5 separate regions of the Homo sapiens genome follow, and all the other regions are linked to region 1. The links are chromatin loops, found by intact Hi-C in ENCODE. Cell type or tissue: endothelial cell of umbilical vein. All regions are shown on one strand.

The links. Peaks named below come from ENCODE experiments on the same cell type or tissue, not always from the same donor. Only the 100,000 strongest peaks of a DNase experiment are listed, where the experiment ranks them.
Region 2: a loop joins it to region 1, with 6 times the contacts of the local background. A loop is called at or near these places in 5 of 110 quality-filtered maps.
Region 3: a loop joins it to region 1, with 2.9 times the contacts of the local background. A loop is called at or near these places in 4 of 110 quality-filtered maps.
Region 4: a loop joins it to region 1, with 16 times the contacts of the local background. A loop is called at or near these places in 4 of 110 quality-filtered maps.
Region 5: it touches region 1 in a loop (19-fold over the local background); 43 of 110 quality-filtered maps call a loop at or near these places.

The regions. Positions count from the first base shown.
Region 1 is chr6:4,934,469-4,939,468 of GRCh38, reverse strand. CDYL (chromodomain Y like) reads right to left here. Exons shown (of 7, transcript NM_004824.4): 3 at 3,698-3,954; 4 at 1,732-1,904. Among named protein-coding and RNA genes, the nearest start is that of LYRM4-AS1, 67 kb to the left of the region's middle. In endothelial cell of umbilical vein, a CTCF peak has its summit at 2,700 (motif pointing right); a DNase peak (open chromatin) is centred at 2,718.
Region 2 is chr6:4,463,699-4,468,698 of GRCh38, reverse strand. All of the region lies in intron 2 of LOC105374894 (a long non-coding RNA gene), which reads left to right. It overlaps LOC107986561 (a long non-coding RNA gene), which reads right to left. Exons shown (of 3, transcript XR_001743939.2): 3 at 3,920-4,031. LOC124901247 (a long non-coding RNA gene) reads right to left here and starts at 3,886. Exons shown (of 3, transcript XR_007059419.1): 1 at 3,799-3,886; 2 at 2,095-2,365; 3 at 1,321-1,892. RefSeq lists an enhancer at 874-2,073. In endothelial cell of umbilical vein, no CTCF peak of the experiment used is centred here; a DNase peak (open chromatin) is centred at 2,258.
Region 3 is chr6:4,731,065-4,736,064 of GRCh38, reverse strand. It overlaps a transcript of CDYL not described here. Among named protein-coding and RNA genes, the nearest start is that of CDYL-AS1, 42 kb to the left of the region's middle. RefSeq lists a silencer at 890-1,088 and enhancers at 2,269-3,158, 3,159-4,049. In endothelial cell of umbilical vein, no CTCF peak of the experiment used is centred here; a DNase peak (open chromatin) is centred at 2,984; H3K4me3 peaks cover 188 bases.
Region 4 is chr6:4,052,785-4,057,784 of GRCh38, reverse strand. It overlaps PRP4K (pre-mRNA processing factor kinase PRP4K), which reads right to left. Exons shown (of 15, transcript NM_003913.5): 11 at 4,912-5,000; 12 at 1,350-1,464; 13 at 598-749. Among named protein-coding and RNA genes, the nearest start is that of FAM217A, 24 kb to the left of the region's middle. In endothelial cell of umbilical vein, a CTCF peak has its summit at 2,131 (motif pointing left); a DNase peak (open chromatin) is centred at 2,134; H3K27ac peaks cover 993 bases.
Region 5 is chr6:4,311,211-4,316,210 of GRCh38, reverse strand. No RefSeq gene overlaps it. Among named protein-coding and RNA genes, the nearest start is that of LINC02533, 180 kb to the left of the region's middle. In endothelial cell of umbilical vein, CTCF peaks have their summits at 2,903 and 3,105 (motif pointing left); a DNase peak (open chromatin) is centred at 2,670; H3K27ac peaks cover 958 bases.

The sequences.
Region 1 (5,000 bases):
ATAGTAATTCTGAAAATGATTAAATATGTCATGAGAGGCTAAGGCAATCCCCTTCAACCCAGAGGTGTGGGTTCCAGGACTCCTGTGATGGGCTGTTTGGTGCCCATCAGAGCCATCTTGGGTGTCAGTCAAAGAAAGACGTCCCTGCCTACCCCAGACTCAACAAAACAGAAAAAAGAGCCCCCCTACCCACCACACCAATCCTGCTGTGCAAGCTCTAGAAGGGTTTAGGTGCTAGAAAGCCCAGTGCACCAAGGGCAGTGCTCAGCTGGAGCCTAGTAACTATCAAAAGTAGTTCAACTTCAGCCCTCCAGAAATCTGGGATTTTGGAAAAGATCCAACTTACTTTACTGCCATTTTGCCAGTCTACGTTTTCTTTCATTTTTCATCCTCTGTAAGTTAAAAAGGCAAGCACAAAGGGTTTATGGGGGCCACCTGGGGATATGTCATTTTAGGGAGGTGAGTAGAGAAGCATAGCCAACTTTCATGTTGATGACTAGGTTTCATCCATTTTAAATAAAATTCATCTCCGAAAAATCAGACACTTCTAATTATACATGGAGTGATTAGCATGATAAATGAGGGGATATGATTTTAGACGAATTAAGTGGTTTTAGAGAAAGTTTTGCTGATATATGTTATCATATAGCAGAGGAAAATCCAACAACCAAGGAAATAGAAATATCTCAAAGTCATATTGTCACATGAAAAAAGCAAGTTGCAAAGCAACAACAGAACTAAATTGATACTATTTGTGTGTATATATGAAATAAAAATTTGAAAATGCTTAGATCAAGACATCTATTGTACATCATGGTGACCACAGTTAATGTATTTTTATACTTGAAAATTGCTGAGAGTAGATTTTAAGTGTTCTCACCACACACACAAAATAGTAAGTATGTGAGGTAATGCATATGCTAATTAGCTTGATTTAACCATTCCACAATGTATTCGTGTTTCAATACACCATGTTGTACACTATAAGTATATACAATTTTTACTTCTGAGTTTAAAAGTAAGTCTAAAAAATTAAACTGAAAATTATAACAAAATGTTCAGAAAAAGGTTGGGGAAGACACACCAATGAATGTTGGATACCTTGAGGGGAGTGAGGGACAAGGAGGACTTCTGCTTTTTATTTCCTACTATCTGGTTCTCTGTCCAGTTGGAACTTAGGATGAAACTGAACAAGAATGTGCACTACTTGTATTTAAAGAAACAAAAAAAAAAAACAACAAAAAAAACCAAAAAACAAAACTCTCCATGTGGTGTTACGGAGCTATCTCATCATAAAGCCTAGACAATTTACTTCAGAGTCGAGCAAATGGTAACTTACTATTTGGAAGAGATCTTTATCTAGGGGTTGAGGACAGAACATACTCACGGCACAAATAATAGGAACTCTGGCTACCCATGATCATCTACTCTAATCATCAGAACATTCTCCGAACACTTGCAGGGTTTAAACCAACCTTGAAATCAGTTATCTGCCCAAGGCAAGTAGTAATTCATGGCAGGCCCATAGAAAAGATTTTGCCCAAGGCAAGTAGTAATTTATGGCAGGCCCATAGAAGAGACAGATGATTTAATTAATTTTGCTGCTCGTGTCTCTCCATGGGAGAAGATGTGTATCTTATTCTCAAGGCTTGGTCAGGCCCATTCTATCAGGATTGGTTTACCAAAAACAAAACACCCAACCAATGTTTAAAAAACATCATTTTTACATACCTGATAGCTTCTGCCATTTTAGTGCTTTCTCTTTTCCTGTCATCTGTCAGACGTCGTATAAAATAAATAAAGTCAAGTCCACAACAGAAGACGCTGCCAACGGCGCTGAGCAGTACCAGCTTGCTGTCATCGGCAGCGGCCGTGCTCAGAGCACTCTGGACTTCTCTCATTACCTGAAAGTCACCAGAAGTTAAAGTGGCAAAGAATATTTTGGGTTTAAAATCTTAAAGCATTTTTTTTTTTGGAGAGAGTCTCACTCTGTTGCTCAGGTTGGCGTGCAGTGGTTTAATCAAGGCTCACTGTGCTCTCTAACTCCTGGGCTCAAACAATCCTCCCGCCTCCGCCTCCTAAGTAGCTGGGACTACAGGCTTGTGCTATCATGCCTGGCTCATTTTTCAACCTTTTTGTAAGAGATGGAGTTTTGCTATGTTGTCTAGGGTGGTCTTGAACTCCTGGGCTCAAACAATCCTCCCGCCTCAGCCTCCCAAGTAGCTGGGACTATAGGCTTGTGCCATCATGCCTGGCTCATTTTTCAACTTTTTTTGTAGAGATGGAGTTTTGCTATGTTGTCTAGGATGGTCTTGAACTCCTGGGCTCAAGTGATCCTCCTGCCTTGGCCTCCCAAAGTGCTGGGATTACATGCATTAGCCACCGCACCCTGCCTAAAAGCATTTTATTACTGGAGAATCTGCATCTGTGAAAAATGCATCATAGCCTGATACAGTTACTGATATCTACCATGATTTTAATTAATTTGCAAATGTCTCATTTTCTGTAACCAGAGATTGAGATGCTGGGGATGGAGTAAAATATAACTACATAACTCGAGTATAATTAAAAAGACATGGGAATCTACGTTATCTTAGTATTTATACAGCCATTGCGGCTCTTAGATAAGGCAAATTGCGGCTCTTAGATAAGGCAAGTTGCTTATTATATCACTGGGCATTTCTCCAGTTTGGACAGCAGGTGGCACATTCAAACCAGTTGAAAGAAACTCATTCAGTTCTACTGTTTTTTGTTTTGTTTTGTTTTAAAAACTACCCTATTACACTTGGGACAGAAAATAGTTTGGTGCGTAAGTGCGTTAAGTCCAAGCACATTAGCATGGACTGGTAATTTTAGGGCATAAAATCATTTTAAATGATCTCTGTGAAGCATTTAAAAATAATCAATGAAGGGACTCTGCAGTCTAAAAATGTACCAAGGACCAACTTTGAACTGGTTTGTTATGTGACCCCGGGCGAACACACAGACTTTCTGTAGTTAAGTTTTCTTGTCTGGACAAAACTCAACCTAGCTACTCACAAACTACTAGGACTTAAAATTTTGGAAAGATATAGGTTAGGTTCAAATACTCCCGATTCTAGAAACTTCACAAAATTCATGTTCTAACCTTTCCAACAACCAGTTCTGGAAAACTTACTTACTAGGCACTATCAGCAATGAGCATGTGTGGAAATCCCTGTTGCTGTGTGTTCTGCTACAACCGCTGAGGAGTATCTGGGGACTGGAAAGATGATAAATATTCTGAAGGGACTGGGATCCCCGGGGGCACTTAAATTCTGTCTGAACAAAGAACCCTTTAAGGATCTGATGAAAGCTAAAGCAAAGCGCGTGCACACACATTTCCCACGTGCCTTCATGGAGCCCCGTGCCCGCCAGATGAAGAGCTTCCAGGCAGGAGGTGAACCACAGAGGCACAGAGGCCTGGGTGGACCCACACCCGGGAGAATGGGGATGGACACTCAGCACAGGCCAAGCATCCTGAATTCACGGCCATTGGAGGTGGGACATGGAGCAAAGCCCGCAACTTCCCCTCTGCTCCCTCCCTTCTGGTGGGCATCGGGAGATGGCCCAAAAGGAGGTTTAGAAAGAGCACAGGAAGAGCCAGTTCAGCCAGGCAGGCCTGGAAATCAGGCAGGGAGAAGCGCGAAGCCCACGCCAGCCCAAGAGCGCCTCTCACCTCTGGATTTAGTGAGTTATTCTCTGAGGACTTTGTGGATAACAAGATGTGGGTGAAGCCATCCTGCTTCCTGACCACAATATCTCTGTATCTGTAGGCACTTTCTGTTTGCCTCACGCTGAAACGCAATCGCTTGTCAAAAGGCTGGTCTCTTCTGTCGTCAATAAATTTCCTTTTGCTGGCAGTCACTCCTGTAACAGATGTCTGTATGTTGGTTGTCCCATTGGCTGTTAATGCATCCATGAACGGAGATGTACCTGCCGAGAGTTTGAAATCACAGTAGTCTGTGATGTCCCACCACCAGTTCACTCCCAGGTGTCATCTTTGAATTGGATAAAGATGTTCATTACACACTTAGGATTAAACGAATATAAGAATATTAAAACTTAGAACCTTTAGAAAGCCAAAGTCTACTTTTAAAGCCACTTGCTCTCTTTCAAGCTCTGACAAGAAAGTCACTCTTTTGTTTCACCTTGCCTAAAAAATACAGATGGAGAGGTACTTATTGAAAGGAAGCTACATAGTTAGAGATTTTTTTAAAGGACAGAATCAAGACAGAATGGGTCTCATGGAGAGTATCTATTCCAGGTTTGAGAAGCCGAAAGAAAAAAGGAAAATAATCAAGAAAACATCTTATTATTAGAGTCAAGGCCATCTAGTCGAAACTTCTTTTTCCAAATGCAAGATAAACTGGATAGACACGTGGATGCAGCCAGCCTTCTCTGCGGGTCATAGAGCTGTGTGGCAGCCACCACTTCAGACCACCACCCCTGTGGGACACTCAGGAGTTGTTTCTAGCTGCCCTGGGAGGGACTATCAGAAAGTCCATCTACTTGTTCCAGTTCCACTCCTTTTTCAAACAGCCCTGTTAAGCAGCTGAAGATAGCTCTCCTCTCCCCCACCACATAAAGCATCCTGCCAACGTTCCCTCGTATGTCACAGCTCAACAGCAGCAACTGTGTTTTGCCAGGGTCTTGAGATGGGGTCTTGCTATGTTGCTCAGGCTGGTCTCAAACTCCTGGCCTCAAGTGATCCTCCTACCTTGGCCTCTCAAGCAGCTGAGATGTACAGGCATGAACCACTGTGCCTGGTTAAGAATGCAAATAATTATCCTCCTGTCTGTATGAATTGTCCAAATATGATCCAATGTGGTGATGAATGTAGAGTGGATGGGGAAAAAAGGAATGAAATGTAAGAAAACTAGATCAGACTTTACTAGTAGCATTAGCAATGGCAGAAGTTCTCTGAGGGCGGAGCATGAAGAATTATGAATCAGAAATATTTCCTCCAAAGTGAAAGAGAA
Region 2 (5,000 bases), 470 kb after region 1:
GTGTTCCATTACCAGAGGAAAGAATCTATTGCTATCACCACATGCCTAAAGTGGCCTTTATTCCAAATATTGAGAACCATTGACATGAGTTCATTCGCTTGTCAAATATTCATTGAGTGCCTCCTACGTGCCAGCACTGTGTTACTACAGATGAAGAGGAGAGCTATAAGGTGGAGAATCATTGATGGTGAATCACTGATTAAAACTTAAAAAAAAACACAACAAAACTAGGAGAGAATCTGAAGAGGGAAATAAAAAATGAATCAAGACACACTGAAGAAAACAATTGAAAAATGTAAAAAGCCTAAAAATTTTTTTTCTTTCATATTGCTGGACACTTTTATTTGCACAGACACAAAATTGAAACTATACTATAGAAATGGAAACAAAGGCTGGTCACGGTGGCTCACGCCTATAATCCCAGCACTTTAGGAGGCCGAGGCGGGTGAATCACCTGAAGGTCAGGAGTTCAAGACCAGCCTGGCCAACATGGTGAAACCCTGTCTCTAGTCTCTACTTAAAATATAAAAAATTAGCCAGGCTTGGCGGCGCATGCCTGTAATCCCAGCGACTTGGGAGGCTGAGGCAGGAGAATCACTTGAATCCAGGAGGCGGAGATTGCAGTGAGCCAAGATCACACCATTGTACTCCAACCTGGGCAACAAGAGTGAAACTTCATCTCAAAAAAAAAAAAAAAAAGAAAGAAAGAAATGGAAACAAAGTAGAGGAAAAGTTATGGTGATGGATGTTTAGATAATTTTTATTAATAGGTAATAAAAATCTCTAAGCTGCTGATTCGGAAAACATAATCTAATTTGTTCCCTCAAAAAGTGTTTTTTAATTTAATTATTAGGTGGGTTAATCGTCTGTGTATCACACAACTTGTAATTTGTGTTTTTGGAGTGATATTGAATTAAAAGCTTGGCTTTCACCGAGGTAGAAATACAGTCATCTCTCCAACACCAATGAATTACTAGGAGGGCTTCCATCCTAACCTTCTTCACCTTAAATCCTTTCGCTTGTCTTCATGTTACAGGTGTGCAATTTGCTTCCTGCCCCAGCCCTGACCCTGAGATGCAGCATGGAGGGAGTAGAGGGGTGGGGTTTGCGAAGTCACTTCCAGTCATCGTGGGACCTTTATGGAAACCTGGGCTCCACTCCACAGGATGAGTCTCAACTGGAACCCTTGCCCATTGGGCTCACTGTTCCAATCTAAAGGGCAGGCTTTCCACTACTCTTTGGGACTTGTAGTTTGTGGGTTTTTTTCACATGCACATCATCTTACTTACAGTTCCCCAAGAATAAAAGCTTTCCATCTCAATTCTGGGCACTCTAAGTTTACCTGTATTTCCTTTTCACTTTAAACAAAGGTAGTCATAGGAGCCCGTCATTTCCCATGACTCAGGGAATTGAGTTCATGTTGCTTGCCTTGTGAGTGCTTACAGCCTGTATGTCATAGCATTTAGAAATGTCACTGAACCTAGGTTCGGCTGCTCGCTCCTTGAGAGCCAAACTGGAGACACAAGAGTTGGTCGGAGGAGAAGTAGGTTTATGAGGAGCTGGCAACCTGAGGAGATGGTGGGCTAGTGTCACAAAGACCATCTCGAATTTCTCAGGCTGGCCAGGGGTGTTATGCGAGGGGGAGTCTGGGGGAATTATGTACAAGAGCTGAATACATGCTGGTCAGTCTGTCTAGTCTCAATGACTGTCTTGAATAATGGGCCACCTGGTGGTCTGGCTGGCATTAGCTTGATTGCAACAGGAATACAGATGAACGGCTCAGCCTTCTTTCCAGAGTGGGATGTTCTGCAACCTGGATTCCATGCTTAGCGTTTCAGGTCAGTCCCTGCAGTTCTTTAAGCAAAGCACGTGAGTTAAGCATCATCAAAAACCTAGCATAGAAAGAAGGGGGATAAAAGGAAAAAAAAGGAAAATAATTGTTTTTCCAGATAAGGTGGTAGTTTCTGTTACAGAAAGAGCCCAAAGTTTATAGATAGAATCCAAATGTCTCATGTTATAGGCGAGGAAACTGGTTCTGAGAAGTCAAACTTGAAAACAGCAGAACAAAAACTAGAACCGTTTTTCCCAACTTACCTTCAGGCGCTCTCTTCACATCACAAAATGTCTGGAAACATCGACATCTCCTTTCCCTGCGTCCTTTCTGGACATGGTTTGATGGCTCCTAACAGTGCCAGGCACACAGCCAGTGTTCACTTCCTTCTTGTGTAAACAATCAGACTCAGCCTCTCTCTGAACAACCACTTAATCCGAAGAAAGGAAGCCAACGTGCCCACAGGTCATTTTCTTAGCTGACTGAAGACTGGAGGATGGATCCCAGAGCAGCAAAGACGTATTCAATGTAGACCTAAGAGAAAGAGGAAAAGGGATGTCATGGCTCATTGTGCCTGAGAGACTCCATGTCCTCCCATGTGACCAGGGTTCCACTTTTCCAGATAGCACCTTGCTGAAAGATTTCTCCAGTGCCAGGAAAACTGTGCACTGCTCAAGTTTTCCCACCTTAACAAAAAGGTCATCTCATAAAGAATCTATTTGGTCACTAAGGGCCACACAGCAGGTTATTTCCTAATATTCATTGTCCCTTTCTTCTATAGAAATAGAATCTTTAGACCGGGCGCAGTGGCTCATGCCTGTAATCCCAGCACTTTGGGAGGCAGAGGCAGGCGGATCACCTGAGGTCAGGAGTTCGAGACAAGCCTGGCAAACATGGCGAAATCCCGTCTCTACTAAAAATACAAAAGTTTGCTGGGCATGTTGCACCTGTAATCTCAGCTACTCAGCAGGCTGAGGCAGGAGAATTGCTGAACCTGGGAGGCAGAGGTTTTAGTGAGCCAAGATAGCACCACTGCACTCTAGCTTGGACAACAGAGCAAGACTCCGTCTCAAAAAAAAAAAAAAGAAAAAAGAAAAAGAAATAGAATCTTTAACCTGGGCACAGGCTGAAGAACAGAGAAAGATTCTGTTCTCCAGCTTCCAGTGCATTGAGTGCAGCCATGTGATTGAATTCTGGCCAGTGGGCCCTGAGGGGCTGTGTGGTATGCTGTTCACCTCCATGGGAAGGTGTGTGTGCTCCTGTCTCTTTCTTCCTTCTTGCTGGGTGGAATGCCAGTGTGACAGGGGCTATCATGGAAATGGGGATGCCACAGAGCAGCAAGGTCAAGGCTGACAGGCAAGACGATTGTCTCAGTCAGCTCGGGTTGCCATAACAAAATACCACAGATAGGATGGCTTCAACAACGGGAGCTTATTTCTCAATGGGAGCTTATTTCTGGAGGTGGGAAGTCTAAGATCAAGGTGCCAGCCAATTCGGTTCCTGGTGAGGGCTCTCCTGCTGGTTTGCAGAGGGTTGAGTTTTTGCTGTGCCCTCACAAGGCAGACAGAGATCTCTGGTGTCTCTTCTTCTTATAAGGACACATACCCTATTGCATAAAGGCCCCACCCTTATGACCTCATTCAATCTTAACCTTTAACCTCTCAAAGACCCCATCTCCAAATGTCATCACATCAGGGGTTCAACATATGAATTTTGCAGGTTTGCGGGGAGATACAAAATTCAATTCATAAGAAAGACACACATCACAAGCAAGGTCCCCATGCTTGCTTGGACTTTTGCGTGATTGAGAAGTGAATTTCTAACCTGTTACACTACATTTGGGAACTTTTTTACATCCAGAGAAACTTATAATTTAATCTGTATAGTAACTTAGGTTTCATTCTTACTGACATCACACTAATGTTTGTTCTTGCCATTGTTTTTTGGTGCCTAGCGTAAATACTCACTGAAAGAAAGCATGCAGTGGTTCTAACCAGACACAGGCATCTAGGCAACAGGTGTGAGAATTCCCACATGGCCCTCCCCACATGCGGTGTGATGCATTCTCATCAGAAGGCAACTGGTTGGACTGTGAATGGCTCACTGAATTGCTGATTGCAGAGCACCTCTGGGTGGGTTCCATGCACCCTCCAGCCTGTGGACCATAGCAGAACACATCTGGAAGGCTTTCATTTTTTTTCTTTGGAAAAGAGGGAAAGAGGAAGACATGACATTGAGTGAGAAAATGAGCGTATATTTGTTTGCTAGAGCCGCCATAACAAAGTACCACAGACTGAGTGAACTTAAACAACAGAAATTTATTATCTCACAGTCTGGAGGCTGGAAGTCTGAAATCAAGGTGTTGGCAGAGCCATGCTTCCTCTGAAGGCACAGAAGGATCTGTTGTAGGCCTGTCTTCCAGCTCCTGGGAACTCCTGTGGCAGTGTAACATCAACCTTCACTTTGACGTGGTGTTCTCCCTGTGTAGAGGATGTGTCCACATTCTGCATGTCTCTGTGCCTAAATTTCCTCTTTTATAAAGACATCAGTCATATTGGATTAGGGTCCACCCTAAGGACCTCGTTTTAACTTAACTAATTACATCTGCGATGACTGTATTTCCCAATACGGTCACTTGGGGTTAGGAGTTCAACATATGAATTTGGTTTGGTGGGGACACAACTGAACTCATAACAAAAGGTAAGAACTAACAGAGTATTTCAGCCAAACGGTTCCAGCCAACTGCTAGCAGGAGAGGAGACCAAAGGTGTGTCACAGAACGGCAGAGAACCAGGTATGGTGCATCATCCTAAGAGGGAGTAATGAGACAGAGCCTTGTGGTTTCTGCAGTGAAGGCTTGATCTCAACTAATGCTGTCTTCATTGCAGCATGGCCAATGATGACCAGGGTTGCAGAGTTTTCCGTGGAGCTCCAGGACCCAGAAGCCAACTGCTGTAGCTCCTCGTTGATGCTCTGTCTCCTGCATGCCAGCTGCCCTCCATCCCTTCCTGGGAGCCATGGATCAAAACTATTACTGCTGTCTCTGGAGGCCAAACACCAGAGGCTGGTGTTTTGTTTTAGAAAATACAGTTTATCCCTTTTCAATGACAAAAGAAATAATGTTCATTATAGCACAGTTGGAAAAAGCACCAAAGTTAAGAGCTCATAG
Region 3 (5,000 bases), 200 kb after region 1:
AAACAGGAGGGCTTGGTCAAAGGGTACAACATTTCCCTTATACAAGTTCTAAAGAGCTACTGGAGAGCATGCTGTCTATAGTTAACAGAACTTGCATACTTGAGCATTTACCAAGAGGGTAGATCTTAACTGTTAGGTGCTCTCATCCCACCCCCCCCCATCACGTGCACACATGCACATAAATACAGAGGGCGGGGGAACCTTTTGGAGATGATGGATATGTTTATAACATAAATTGTGGTGATAGTTTCATGGGGGTGCACGTATACATTAAATATGTACAACTATTTTTTTTTTTGAGATGGAGTTTCGCTCTTGTTGCCCGTGCTAGAGTGCAGTGGAGCGATCTCAGCTCGCCGCAACCTCCACCTCCTGGGTTCAAGTGATTCTCCCACCTCAGCCTCCTGAGTAGTTGGGATTACAGGTGTGCACCACCAAGCTTGGCTAATTTTTTTGTATTTTTAGTAGAGATGGGGTTTCACCATGTTGGCCAGGCTGGTCTCGAACTCCTTTCCTCAAGCGATCCACCCACCTAGGCCTCCCAAAGGGCTAGGATTACAGCCATGAGCCACTGAGCCTGGCCTGAATAGGTACAGCTTTTTGTATGTCAATTATATCCTAATAAAGTGATTTTTTTTAAAAAGAAGCATTATTACTAGAGTACACATTTTCAAATGATTGTGATAACTGCATTTCAATGTAATTGATAACCTTTGTAGTCCTGTATATTTTATTTTATAAACTTAAAAACGTCCTTTTTTTTTTCTTTTTTTTGAGACAGAGTTTCGCTGTTGTTACCCAGGCTAGAGTGCAACGATGTAATGAATCTCAGCTCACCGCAACCTCCATCTCCCGGGTTCAAGCGATTCTCCTGCCTCAGCCTCCTAAGTAGCTGGGATTACAGGCATGCGCCACCACGCCCAGCAAATTTTGTATTTTTAGTAGAGACGGGGTTTCTCCATGTTGGTCAGGCTGGTCTTGAACTCCCGACCTCAGCTGATCCGCCTGCCTCGGCCTCCCAAAGTGCTGGGATTACAGGCATGAGCCACTGTGCCCGGCCAAAAACATCATTCTAAGGAGTCCACAGCTTCACCAGACCACCAAAGGGACCCAAGCACAGGACAGATGTAAAGGGAGAGTGTGGTGTGGGGCGATTCCCCTATGGGCTCTTCCTTGCCAGATGGACTCCAAGCTTGCCACTGGGAGAAACCAAGACCTACCTGTAAAGCGGGAGGCTGCTGTGCCCCGCTTTGCTCACTGCTCACGGAGATGCTGGGGTCTGAAGGCCCATCTGGTGCTGACACTAGCACAGAATAATGAGAAAGTTTCTGAGAGAGGTGGACCCATCCTCTTCCCCATCCCCATCTTCCCTCCATCCCCATCCCCCAACTTCCCATCCCTGTGCCCTCCCCTTCCTGAATTAGGAGTCTAACTGAACATAGAAACTGGTCTCTCCTTTTCATCTAGAGAATTCTGAATGCAAAAGTCTTGCTGCAGCAGCCCGTCCCAGCGGGATGAAGAGAAAGCAGACAGAGAGAGCAGCTACACTCTCCCCATCTGGAATGTGGAGTGGAAGGATGTGCTGTGGGCCAAGTGAATGCAGCAGACAGTGACTCAGGCCATCTGGCTGGTGACCCGCCCAAGGTGGCTGGCTGTCTGGTGGGGAGCCCCCTGCATCATGTGCCCCAGGCTGTGATGGGGAGAGCTGGCAGGAGCCTAGGAGTGGGACTCTGAGATGACCCAGTATGCATCAGACAACAGTGCCCTGGAGAGACCCTCAAAGGTCTCTTGAGCCCACACAAGGGGACCCTCCCAGAGAGAGAGTTTGACTGTCAGGACAGCTGCATGACTTACATAAAGGCACCTTTCCCCTAGTCCTTTCCCCTCCCTTCCCGACAACGCCAGAGGGGAAACAGCAGAGAGAGGGCTGGGCGTGGTGGCTCATGCCTGTAATCCCAGCACTTTGGGAGGCTGAGACGGATGGATCACCTGAGGCCAGGAATTCGAGACCAGCCTGGCCAACATGGTGAAACCCCATCTCTACTAAAAAATACAAAAATTAGCCATCACCTGTAATCCTAGCTACTTGGGTGGCTGAGGCAGGAGAATAGCTTGAACCCAGGAAGCAGAGGTTGCAGTGACACGAGATTGTGCCATTGCACTCCAACCTGGGTAACAGAGTGAGACTCTGTCTCAAGAAAAAAAAAAAAAAAGAAGAAGAAAAGAAAAGAAAAAGAAAAAGAAACTGCAGAGAGAGAGGAGAAGAGGAGTAAAATGCAGAAAGAGCAAACAGCCCACCTTCCAGAACAGGGACTGCAAGCCTGGCCTTAGGTGGACGGGAAAAGCCTTTAAACGAATATAAAATTAATCTTTGCCTTCACTTACTGAAATTTTCATACCTGAGATGGAGTCTTAATGACCAGAATGAAGTTTCTCTTAAAACTGAGTGACTAAAAGGCTGTCTGTTCAGCACAAGGAGTAAGGAAGGGGACAAAAGTTTGGAGATTTGGAGCCAGAGGTTGAAAAAAGTATTTCATGGTGTACACCAAACAATTTAGACTAGTCTTGTGTAATATTTATCCATTTGATCTCTGTCTTTTTAAAAACACATAACCACTCACTTTTTTCTTTTTTTTTTTTTTACTTTATCTGAGTCACATACATTTTTACGGTTTCATTTTTTTAAAAACATGTAACTTTTTAATCCAACTGGAATTGATTTTGCCATGCTGTGGCGGAACAGGGACATGGCTTTTACCCTGAGGTTAGGATTGCAATGTGTCCAGGAAAGCCCTGGATTGTCACTGCATGCCTACCTGGGGGGTTTCAGTGAAGAGTCACTGACATTCCTCTTGAAACTTGCAGGGCTCTGCTTGATCATCATCAGGCAGGCTACTGCTCAGGCCCTGGGGAAGGAGAGGAAAGCACAGCAGCTGAGTCACCGGGAGGGAGACACTCATGTGTATAGGGAATCTGTACCCAGAGCTGCGAGGGAACGTGCTTCCTGGCTCTGGGCCACACAGGCTGAACGGCAGTGGGAGGCTGACTGCCTTAGGTGGCTGAAGCAGAATGCTGAGGAATAGGATGGATTTGCTGACGTTTCTTGGAGGATCCGAAGTAGCTTTCACTGTTCCGCTCTCTCCCACTCTGCAGCGCCGCAGGGACTCCTCACCACCTCTGTTGTCCCTGTTCAGCCAAATACTCCATCTAATCCTCCTATCTCTGCCTGTCTTCCAGGCCGCTATCTTTTCTTTCATTTTCCTTTTCAAACTTGAATCTGTTTTCCTCCCTTTCATTTGCTTATCTATTGCTTTCTCCTTGTTTTTTCTTATTACCTTTTTTCCCCTCAAAATTGAAGGGATACTGAGAATTCCCCCCCAATCCCCCCCTCTTTTTTTTTAAAAAACAGGATCTCTCTCTGTTGCCCAGGCTGCAGTGCAGTGGTGCAACCAGAGCTCATTTGCTGCCTCAACCTCCCAGGCTCCAGCAAGCCTCCCACCTCAGCCTCCTGAGTAGCTATGACTGCAGGCATTCACCACTATGCCCAGTGAATTTTTTATTTTTTAATGTTTTTGTAGAGATGGGGTCTTGCTATGTTGCTCAGGCTGGTCTTGAATTTCTTGCCTCAAGTGATCCTCCAGCCTCTGCCTCCCAATGTGCTGGGATTACAGGCATAAGCCGCAGTGCCCAGACATTTCTTCCCATTAAATTAAATTAATTAATTAATTTAGAGACAGGGTCTGGCTCTGTTGCCCAGGCTGGGGTGCGGTGGCACAATCAGAGCTCACTACATTTGCAATCTCTGGGGCTCAAGCAATCCTCCCGCCTCAGCCTCCTGAGTAGCTGGAACTACAAGCATGCACCATCATGCTTAGCTAATTTTTGTACTTTTTGTAGAGACAGGATCTTGCTATGTTGCCCAGGCCAGTCCCAAACTCCTTGGCTCAAGTGATCCTCCTGTCTCAGCCTCCCAGAGTGCTGGGATTACAGGGATGGACCACCATGCCCAGTCATTTTTTCCTATTTTAAATCAACTCTACATATTACTTTTAAATTATCACATATTTAAAATTTGTATTTCACACATACAAGAGAATATATTATAAAATAAAATGACCTCATGTAATTGACACCGAAAAGAAATAAAACATTACCATCTTCCCCCTCCTTCCACAGATTACTAGTCCCTTGAATTTTCTTGCATATTAATTTTTGCAGGAGGCAATGATTTCTTTTTTTTTTTTGAGACAGAGTCTTTCTCTGTCACTCAGGCTGGAGTGCAGTGGTGCGATGTTGGCTCACTGCAACCTGCATCTCGGCTCACTGCAACCTCTGCCTCTGGGGTTCAAGTGATTCTCCTGCCTCAGTCTCCTGAGTAGCTGGGATTACAGGTGCATGCCACCGCATCTGGCTAATTATTGTATTTTTAATAGAGATGGGGTTTCACTATGTTGGCCAGGCGCTGGTCTCGAACTCCTGACCTCAAGTGATCTGCCTACCTCAGCCTCCCAAAATGCTGGGATTACAGGCATGAGCCACCATGCCCGGCCAGGAGGCAACATTTCAAGACATGTTTTTTGGATCCATAATGGAAGGGGATGAGACACAGAGGGAGCCAGGGGCACCTGACATAGACCCTGGAATTCTTACCATTTGAATTAGATCATGATAGCCCCTTTAAAAGGCATGCTGGCTATTTAGGTAGTTTAATACACTAGCACCCTTTAATACTGTAAGAAGGATTTATGTCTTAACTACTCATAAAGATGAAAATAGGTTGGGAGATCCATGATTTATGTGAACACTTCATGTGAAAAAACCTGGAGGCTTCAGTTAGCTACGAGATTTATATAAGCTGAAGGTGTTAAGTGGTCTTGAAAAAGACAAATACAATCGTACAATGTATTACCAGAAGTGTAACGTTCCGGACACAGGAGAAGTCAAGCAATGGAGTATTCGCACTAGTCAGGATAGCACACTCAATGCTGAGCATCGTTACG
Region 4 (5,000 bases), 880 kb after region 1:
AGACTCCGTCTCAAAAAAAAAAAAAAAAAAAAAGCTAAGTTATGGCCCTCAGATACTTTAATAAATGCTTACATTCTTGCTTCATGTTAAACAGAAACTAGCATTATAGCTGAAGTATCAGCGGTGAGTTAGAAAGATATTAAATAAGAAAAGGTACCAAGAAAGGTACCTTACTTTCTCAAATAACCTCCAATCTTTAATAAATTAATTAACATCAAGTTCCTCTTACAATATCTAATATTCACCTATTCATTCTCTGACCACTAAGCATGTTCTTGTATTTTACCTAATTCAACTTACATCTTTTTCCATTCTGTCTTCCAAACATTTTGAAACTTTTACCCATAAGGGTGTATCCCCAAAATATTGCTGCTCTCTGTCCATCATTGAACAAGTTCTCTTATCCTTAGCGCTTGGCTGATTAGAACCACTAATTTAAAACACCAGAAAAGGGAAAGACCCTAAGAAATCATGATAGCCATCTACCCACCTTTCTGAAATTTTTGTTTTATAGCTCACTAGTGGTGAGCAAGTGTCAGCAGTCTTGTCAGTTAATAAGAAACTAAGACCTTAAAGAAGCTCATGCTAATGTCTTACCTTATTTGGCATCTTTCCTTTGAGATCCATTGCAAGCTTCAGCATATGGTTATTGGTTTTGCCAGGGAATAAAATTTTTCCAGTATAGAGTTCGTATAAGGTGCAACCTACAGACCACATATCTATACCATAGTCATAGCTTTTACCTATAACTGAAAACAAAATCAAAGTTTTAATATACGAGGATAGAGAAAACTGACGACTATTAATTTTTATTTCCATTAATGAGGGGCTGGCTACCTTAGCTTGGACTATAACCACAATCTTCATGCCTTAGTTTGACAATTAGTTTTGTGTTCTTTCCCACTAATTCTTAATAGAGACTCAAACTTAAAAACCTTAAAAAATGGAGGTGTAGGGGAGGAACTTAAAGGGCAAAAGAAAATATGTATTTCTTCTCTTTTCTCATTTCGCCTTTGGTGGAGGTGCTAATCAGCCTCAACCAAGGCAACAGGAAAAAACAAAGGTCCCATACAATCCATAAATGTGATAATCAGACCTTGAATAATCAAGAGCAGTCTTCTAAAGTCGAGGATTTTCCACAACTGTTTTGCTACTCTTGCCCGACATGATCAAGACTCCTGTCACAACTACCTTCATTCCACCTGAGGAGGATGAACTTGCTATGGTTCCCTTCCTCATGAATGAACTCGTGCAGCTGCTGAAGTGTGATGGAAAACAGTGCTTAGACATTAAGTATGCGGTTTCCACCACATATGATGGCCCAGGTCAAAGAACATTAAGAAACTTACTGATTTCAGGAGCACGATAAAATCTACTGACAAGATAAGGTGTTATGTCATTATCCGCAACATGTGAAGCCGACCCAAAATCGCAAAGCTTTAAAATAGTTTTGGATTCATTAACCTGCAAAACATTTTTTCAAGGGAATTTAATTCAAGCCAGGAATAATTAATACAAATAAATAAAAATTATTGGCTTTGAAAAGTTTTATTAATTCCAATACTGAGAACAAAGACATTCATTTAAAAATTCCTTTTCTATTTATTTTTAATTCAATTTCCTAACTATGAAAAGTTAATATGTATCAAATATTCATTACAATGAGTAAAAACTGTTTTCAGTGAGGAAATGGATATCACAAAGTACATTTAATTTTAACAACTGCATTTTTAAAAGGGTGGGGTACTGAGAGAAAAATCTAATTTCATGAAGCAAAGCATCTTCTAAAAAGACCCTGAATACCTGAATAAAGTCAAGTTTTATAACTAAGGAATCAGACTTAACTTTCAGTTGCCAGAGAATTACAATGGCAATGAAAGCAGAAGGGTGATTCAGAATAAACTTGGACAAAAACAAAATATTCTTCATCCGAAGCTGCTATATGATCCCAAATTTAGCAATCACTTCAAGTCTAAAAAATATTAAATCCCTCAAATATAAAGAAGGTATTAGTCAAGAAAATGTTAAATATATCTGGCAAAACTGATAAACATGAACTCTATATTAGTCATTTGTTTCTTTTTTCCTTTGTAAATACTTCAACATACACAGTAATAGTGACATCTGCTGAGAAAGGCTGGAGTTGCTCCCATGACTGCTGCCACTCATGAGTCAGAGGCATGTTCAGGATTAACAAGTGAAGATAATTCATATTCCAGAGTCCCTTCCCCCCTTCAAAAGAGACACACACAAATTCCGAGTTGGGACTTGAACTTGGCCTACTGCTCCCACCCCAAAGCAGCATAACACTATAGCCTTAGGCAGTCTCTATGGGGAGACTGGACTATTATAAATGATATCCAGAGTTAAGCTATTAATAGGAACAGAAATGATTATTTTTAACTCCCACATTGATTACTATTCTTTTCATCTTGGGAATCAGAAAAGCATCTTAAAATAGAAAAGTTATTTTAAAACTTTTTAAAGTGTAAGCTGAATTCAGCTACTTAAGCAGTTTCAATACCCACAGAAAACTTAAGAACCATTTTAAAATTAGAATCCATCAGTGGAACTCTTGGGCTGGCTAAAATGCCTTAAAGAATAGCAGGGTATCCATACTCATATGCACTTCAGTTTGCTACACAACTTCTGCTCCTGTCATGAGGAATGTGGTACTTAAACCACACTGATACCTGAAATTACGAGCTAAAGGCTTTGGATTTTCATTAACAAAAATCAGCTCCGTCATTAAGGTCTATTTTTTCCTTCCCCAGGAAGACGGGAAAACATTTCTTAAATGTATGTGAAAACCTATACTAGTTTAGCATTAGGTTTTAAAAACAAGAGTTTCTTCTGTGACACTGGCAAATGTGTTATTCTTTAACCTCCACAATGGTCACAAAGACGCTCACTGTAAATGACCTTTTAAATTGTACATGTTTTGCATATTCTTTGACATGAACCATGTATTTCACAATTAAAAAACAAAAAATTGGCTCACGCTTATAATCCCAGCACTTTGGGAGGACGAGGCGGGCAGATCACGAGGTTAGGAGATTAAGACCATCCTGGCCAACATGGTGAAACCCCGTCTCTACTAAAATACAAAAATTAGCTGGGCGTGGTGGCCCCTGCCTGTAATCCCAGTTACTCGGGAGGCTGAGGCAGGAGAAATGCTTGAACCAGGGAGTTGGAGGTTGCAGTGAGCCGAGATCACGCCATTGCACTCCAGCCTGGTAACAGGGCAAGGCTGTGTCTCATAAAAAAAACTGAGGTAAAAATCAACTATGAAATTGGCCACACAAATTTATACTTCATTTTTAATGTACCTACCATTTCAATGAAATTACTCAGCTCCCCTAACTCCAAGTTACATTAGATATACAATACAATAATAATTCAGACCAAACATAAAAATGGAATACACCTCATTACTAATGTGGTTGTCTGGAAGGAAATAAAGGAAATATTTTAAGATATTAACAAAAAAGAAAAAGAAATATGAATTAAATAGCTTAGTTATTGATTAAAAAAAAACTCCTTAAACTTTAATGAGATCACCATTTTTTAAAGAATTTATCTTGGCCAAGCATGGTAGCTCACACCTATAATCCCAGCACTTTGGGAGGCTGCAGCAGGAGGATTGCTTGAGCCCAGGAGTTTGAGACCAGCCAAACCTCATCTCTAAAAAAAATTTTTTTTAATTAGGCAGTCACAGTGGCATGTGCCTGTGGGTAGTCCCAGCTACTGGGGAGGCGGAGGCAGGAGAACTGCTTGGGCTTAGGAGTTGGAGGTTACAGTGAGCCATTATGGCACCACTGCACTCTAGCCTGGGTGACAGAACAAGACCTTACCTCAAAACAAAACAAAACAAAACAAAAAAAACAAAAGAAAAAATCAAAAGTATTTATTTTGTTATAGCTCCAAGAGTTCCCAATAAAGAACACCTTACACGCTTAGCTTTTAGTCTTCAGGATCTCTCCTAGGCATCAACTGTAGGAGAACTGATAAAGAGAACCCATTTTAAAAAAATGAAATGCAGAATGTTACCAGCATATAAGCTGGAATTCTCCAAGTTGCGAACACGACCCAAACTGAAGGCCACAAAACAGGGTAAAGTAATGGGGCCAGGGAGGGGAGGAGTGTGTGTGTGCATTAATCACATCACTATGATAATATGTATGTATTTCAAAATTTTAAAAACATATACATTGTGAAATCTGCTGTTACCACCAGAAGTCACTAGTCGAAGAGAATTAAGGTTTCAAAAGGTGAGAACACATGGACACACAGGGGAACAATACACACTGGGGTCCGTCAGAGGCTGGAGGGTGAGAGATGGGAGAGGATCAGGAAAAGTGGGTACAAACCCTCCATGACACAAGTTTACCTATGTAACAAGCCTGCACATGTACCCCTGAACTTGAAAGTTTAAAAATAAAATAAAATAAACTTCAAAAGCGATGCCTTTAAATATAATACCTAACCACAACTGAGCTTTATTGTGTTTGAGCCCCCAGGAGCCACAGCTTAGGGAGCTATAAAATTAGCAAACAGAAGAGTACGGACACTCCTTATTTCAAAACAGCAACATGTGCAGCATTTTTCTAAAGATAACAGAAGAAACTCATTACTACAGTAAAGCATTCCAGGATTGGTGCACACTTTAAATCTATCAGTCAAAAGAGAAAAAAAGGGACAATTGTACATTTCCTTTTTCTTCATACTTGTCAATAAAATTTCACTGTCCGATTTCCAAGAAAGATAAAAAAGTATTAGTCATTTGAAATAGGTTATTAATATACTGAACTATGCTTCTAAGATGTCGTTTCTCATAGTAATAATATTACTGCTAGTAAGAAGTGAAATGTATGTTCAAGATGTACAGCGCAGCTTGGCTGTTTGACTTACCAGGATATTGTCTGGCTTGATATCTGCATGTAGGATATTGCATCTTTTAAGGAGTTTCAATGCCAGGAACAACTGCTGACTATAGGATC
Region 5 (5,000 bases), 620 kb after region 1:
TTCACAGATGTGGCCCAGATCACTGTGGCTCACTTTTCTAAGCCTGATCCCCAAGTAGATCAATGGATCTGTCTCAGGAAGAGTGATCCTTGGAGAGACACATAATGACTCCCTGCAAATGATTCTCCTATTTGAAACACAGCTCAAGCCAACTATCATTGCTTTAAAGGGGAGAATAAAAAGAAAGGCATGCTCACTTAGCATGTGAAATTGTCCTCTATCCTTTGACCTCCTCTGCCTGGCTGTGATATTGTAAGTTGATAGAATACCACCGCATTCCCCTTAGCCACAGAAAATAAAGGAAGGGGCTTCATCAAGAATAGCTTCAAGTGAGGGAGGGAATGATCAGGTTTGCTTTCAGGAAAATGGCTGCAGTGTGTTGGTGTGGAAGATGGATGCTACTCAGGAGACTAGAGTTAGGGAGCCCACTTCGGAGGCTACTGGCACAGTGAAGGTGAGAGGAGATAGAGCCTGAGCTAAAGCTACCTATGGGGGACTGACGTGAAACATGTGCCTGTAATAAATCCAGTGCATTGGTAATAGATTTGGGGGAGGGAATGGATTTGTTGATGCAAGAATTTAGGGAAATTTGAGTGTCTACATAAAATGACTGAAAATATTATGATCCAGGAAAGGTTAAGAACCACTCATTTAAGAAAACCGACAAAGAAAAGAACCACTAACTGGGAGAGAGAATAGCCTTAGATTCTGTATGATGTTCTGCACCTTCTTTTTAAATTCCCCGGCTATTGATCTGGAATTTTATGTATAACTCTAGCACCTGCCAGCAAACTCTAAGGTTAGCCTATGCAAGGAAATGAGGAGAAAGAGTGAAATAACTGTATTTAATGGTTTCTGGTTTGACTCTCTACATGGGGCTTGTGACCTTAGCTAAATTGAAGACTTGGATGACTATGAAGGGGACAATCATGAAGTTGGCCCTGACCCTTGCTTGTAGTTCTTTAAAGTCTTTATAGTAATGATTTTATTAAATAAATAGCTTTGCAAAGCCTGTACAATTATTGTTGTCATAATCATTAATGTAACTTATCAAATGGCAGAGACTACTGAAGCTTGCTTGGTTCCTTAAAAGGCATAGGGAATTGGTGGGAAATGCCAAAATCCTGAAATGGTTTTTCATTACAACAAAAGAGAACAATGAGGATACTGTTGTCAGATATCTCAATGAGGCAAATAAAGTATAGAAAGAATTCTTCTTCTTTTAAAAATGACACTTCTTCTGATTGTAAAAATAACCCATAGGCATTGTAAAAGCTGTAAAAATGTAAAAACAGCAAAAACAAGTAAATAAATGCCAACCATATCCCAACAGCCATACATAATTATTATAAACATTTCGATGTATTTTTCGTCTTTCTTCTAAAAATACTTTTTTGTATAATTGGGAGTAATATTGTATTGTACATAACATTTTTGTATCCTAAGATTTTTTTCACTTAGTATTATAATTATGATCTTTCCTACCATCATTATTTTTCAAAAACATGATTGTAATAGCTATTTTTCCTTCTTTATAAGTGCTCCTTCAGTAGATATATTGTGACGAGTATAAAATATGTTTCTTATGTTCTCAAGATATAGCATTAGTTTTATGTTTAAATGCAATCATAGGAACTGGGCCTTTCTATTGCCTTCTTGTCTCTTTTGTGTAGATCTTTCAGTAGAAGCTCTCTTAAATGACCTTCGCTTAGCTGACTCTCCAGATTAACTGACTGACCTTCTGTTTACTCTATTTTTTCATGACCATGCTGAATCCCTATAGCCCAGTAGTCTACTGTGATACACTGATATACTTTTGCTCTTCCTGTTTTATTTGTATGCTTACCAAGAGTTGATTGGGTTTGTTCCCAACCTGTTTCTGCCACCTGTACATATTATAATGACTACACAATTTAATTATATACTTCAGCAATCCATAAAATCTCAGGATTAAAAGAGTGTAATTTCCATGAACATAAAGTAGAATCCTTCAGAAACAGTCTATAAAGAAAAGTCACTTATTTTTACTGAAAAATAATTGTTTATAAAAATCAATCATTTCTATATACTAGGAATTATAATTTGAAACTGAATGTTAAAAAAACAGCATTTATGATTGTTCACAGGATCTATATGCTGAAAACTATGAAACACAGATGAAAGAAATCAAAGAAATCAAAGATCTAGATAAAAGCAGAGATACACAATGTTCATTGATTGGAAAACTCAACATAGTAAGAATGAAAATTTTCCCCAAACACATTTATAAATTTACTGCAGTTCCAATAAAAAGTTCAGCCATATATGTACACATGCTGATTCTAAATTTCAGGTGAAAAGGAAAAGGAATTAGGATAGCTAAAACAATTTTTGAACAAAAAGAATAAAGTTGGATTAATAACACTACTAAAGTAATCAAGATAGTATAATAGGACTTTTGATTTCAAAATGGCAGAGTAAAAGCAAGCTGGTTTCACTCTCCCCACAAAAACCAAAAACAAATACACAGTACTGAGATTATTGCCAGCAATATCCCAGAACTCAAATATCAGAATGAGACAGTTCCCAGGGCAACAGAGCTGTGAAATCACTCGGGGCAGATAGTAAAAGGACTACCGTATCCATGACACCCTTCCCTCCAAGTCTGCCTGGCACAGCACCAAGCATGAGAAAAATTTCTCCCTGACTCACAGTTTCTACACTGGAAAAAGTGAGACTGAGGTGCACAACCAGCTTCTTTACCAACTTGGGCTCCCTACTACAACAGTCCCTGTCTCAACCCATGGGAAGCATCAGGAGTGCCTGAAAGGAGAAATAACCCTGATTACAGCCAGTGACAAAGGTGGGGGTATTACCATTCCCAGACCCTGAAGCTTTACTATGTAACTAGGCCAAAGGAAATGCCAAATTAGTGTGGCTGTGCAGCAGCACTACACTGTGGAAGGTTTGTTCCACAGGTCCCCTGGGCATAAACTCTTAGCCAGCCTTCCCACACTGCCAGGATGTCCCCTTTGAGATCTCTCCCATTTGGAATGGGCAGCACTCTGGTTGTTTACTACAACTGAGGCAACCCTGGGCTTAAGGCACCATCTAGTGCCAAAAAAGAGGCAACAACATCATTGGGGAAAAAAAAAGATAATCTACAATTAAATTACAAAGCATTTCTAGGAAAACTTATCCAATAAAACCCAAAACAATCCAGGCAGAGAAGACTGAAATAAATAATCCTTCAATGCAAAGATGTAAATGTACATCTACAAAAAACAACAGCAAATGGGGAACCATGACCTCCCCAAATGAACAAAACAATAAACCAGTAACTGACCCTAATGAAACTGCAATATGTATGCTCTCAGATCAAAAACTGAAAATAGCAGTTTTAAGAATACTCAGAAATCTCTAAGATAACACAGAAAAGCAATTGAGAAATTTATCAGAGAAATGTAACAAAAAGATTGAAATAATTAAAAAATCAAACAGAAATCATGGAACTGAGAAATACATTTGCTGAATTAAAAAATGCAACAGAGGCTCTCAACAGCAGAATGGTGATATCAAGCAGAGGAAAGAATCAGTTAAGTTGAAGATAGGCTTTTTGAAAATGCACAGAAAAGAAAAAAATGAAAAGAAACAAAGATCACCTAAAAGATATAAAAAATTACCTTAAAAAACAAAATCTAAGAATTACTGGTGATCAAAACAGAGTTGAGTAAGAATAAGGGATAGAAGGTTTATTCAAAGGCATAATAACAGAAAACTTTTAACACTTGAGGAAAAATAAATAACCAGGTACAGAAAGGTCAGAAAACACCAAGCAGATTCAACTCAAATGAGACTACCCCTGGAATAAAATGTTCTACCCCTAATCAAATGTTCAAGAATAAAAAATAAGTAGAGAATCTTAAAAGCAGCAAGAGAAAAGAAGCAAATAACATATAAAGGAGCTCCAATTGATCAGCCAACAGACCTTTCAATGGAAATCATACAGGCCAGGAGGGGGTAGAATGACATTTTCAAACTTCTGAAAGAAAAAAAAGACTGTCATCCAAGAATACTATATCCAACAGAGCTATCCTTCTAATATGAAGCAGAGAAGTCTTTCCCAAACAACAAAAGCTGTGAGAATTTGTCACCAGACCCATCTGACAAAAAATGCTAAAGAGAGCTCTTCAAACTGAAAGAAAAAAATACTAACATGCAAAAACAAACAAACAAAAAAAAGTGTAAATATATAAAACCCACTGGTAAAATTGAGTACATGACAAACCCAGAATACTCTAATACTGTAATTGTGTTCTGCAATCTACTCATAACTCCAGTAAGAAATCTATTAAAAACAATAATACCTACATCAACCTGCTAAAAGATAGACCACCAAACAATTGTTTTGCATTTATTTCTGGGTCCTCTATTCTTTACCATTGGTCTACGTGTCTGTTTTTATTTCATTACTGTGCTGTTTCAGTTAGTATAACTTTGTCATATATTTTGAAGTCAGGTAGTGTGATCCCTCCACCTTTGCTCTTTTTGCTCAGATTGCTTTGGTTACCTGGAGTATTTTGTGGTTCCAAACAAATTTTAGGATTACTTTTTCTATTTCTGTAATGAATGTCATTGCATTTTGATAGGGATTGAATTGAATCTGTACATTGTTTTGGGTAGCCTGGTCATTATAACAATATTAATTATTTCAATCCATGAACATGGAATGTCCTTCTATTTTGTTTTATCGTGTTCGATTTTTTTCATCAGTATTTTATTGTTTCTCTTGTGGAAGTCTTTCACTACTGTGGTTAAATTTATTTCTCAGTATTTTTTTCTTTGCTATTATAAATTGGATTGCTTTCTTGATTTCTTTTTCAGCCAGCTCGTTGTTAATGTATAGAATCACTACTGATTTGCAGCAGAGAGGTGGGTCTCATTTTTCTAAAAATTTATTCAGCCAGTCTATATATTTTAATTGAAGAATGTGATCTATTTAGATTAAAGGTTATTATTGG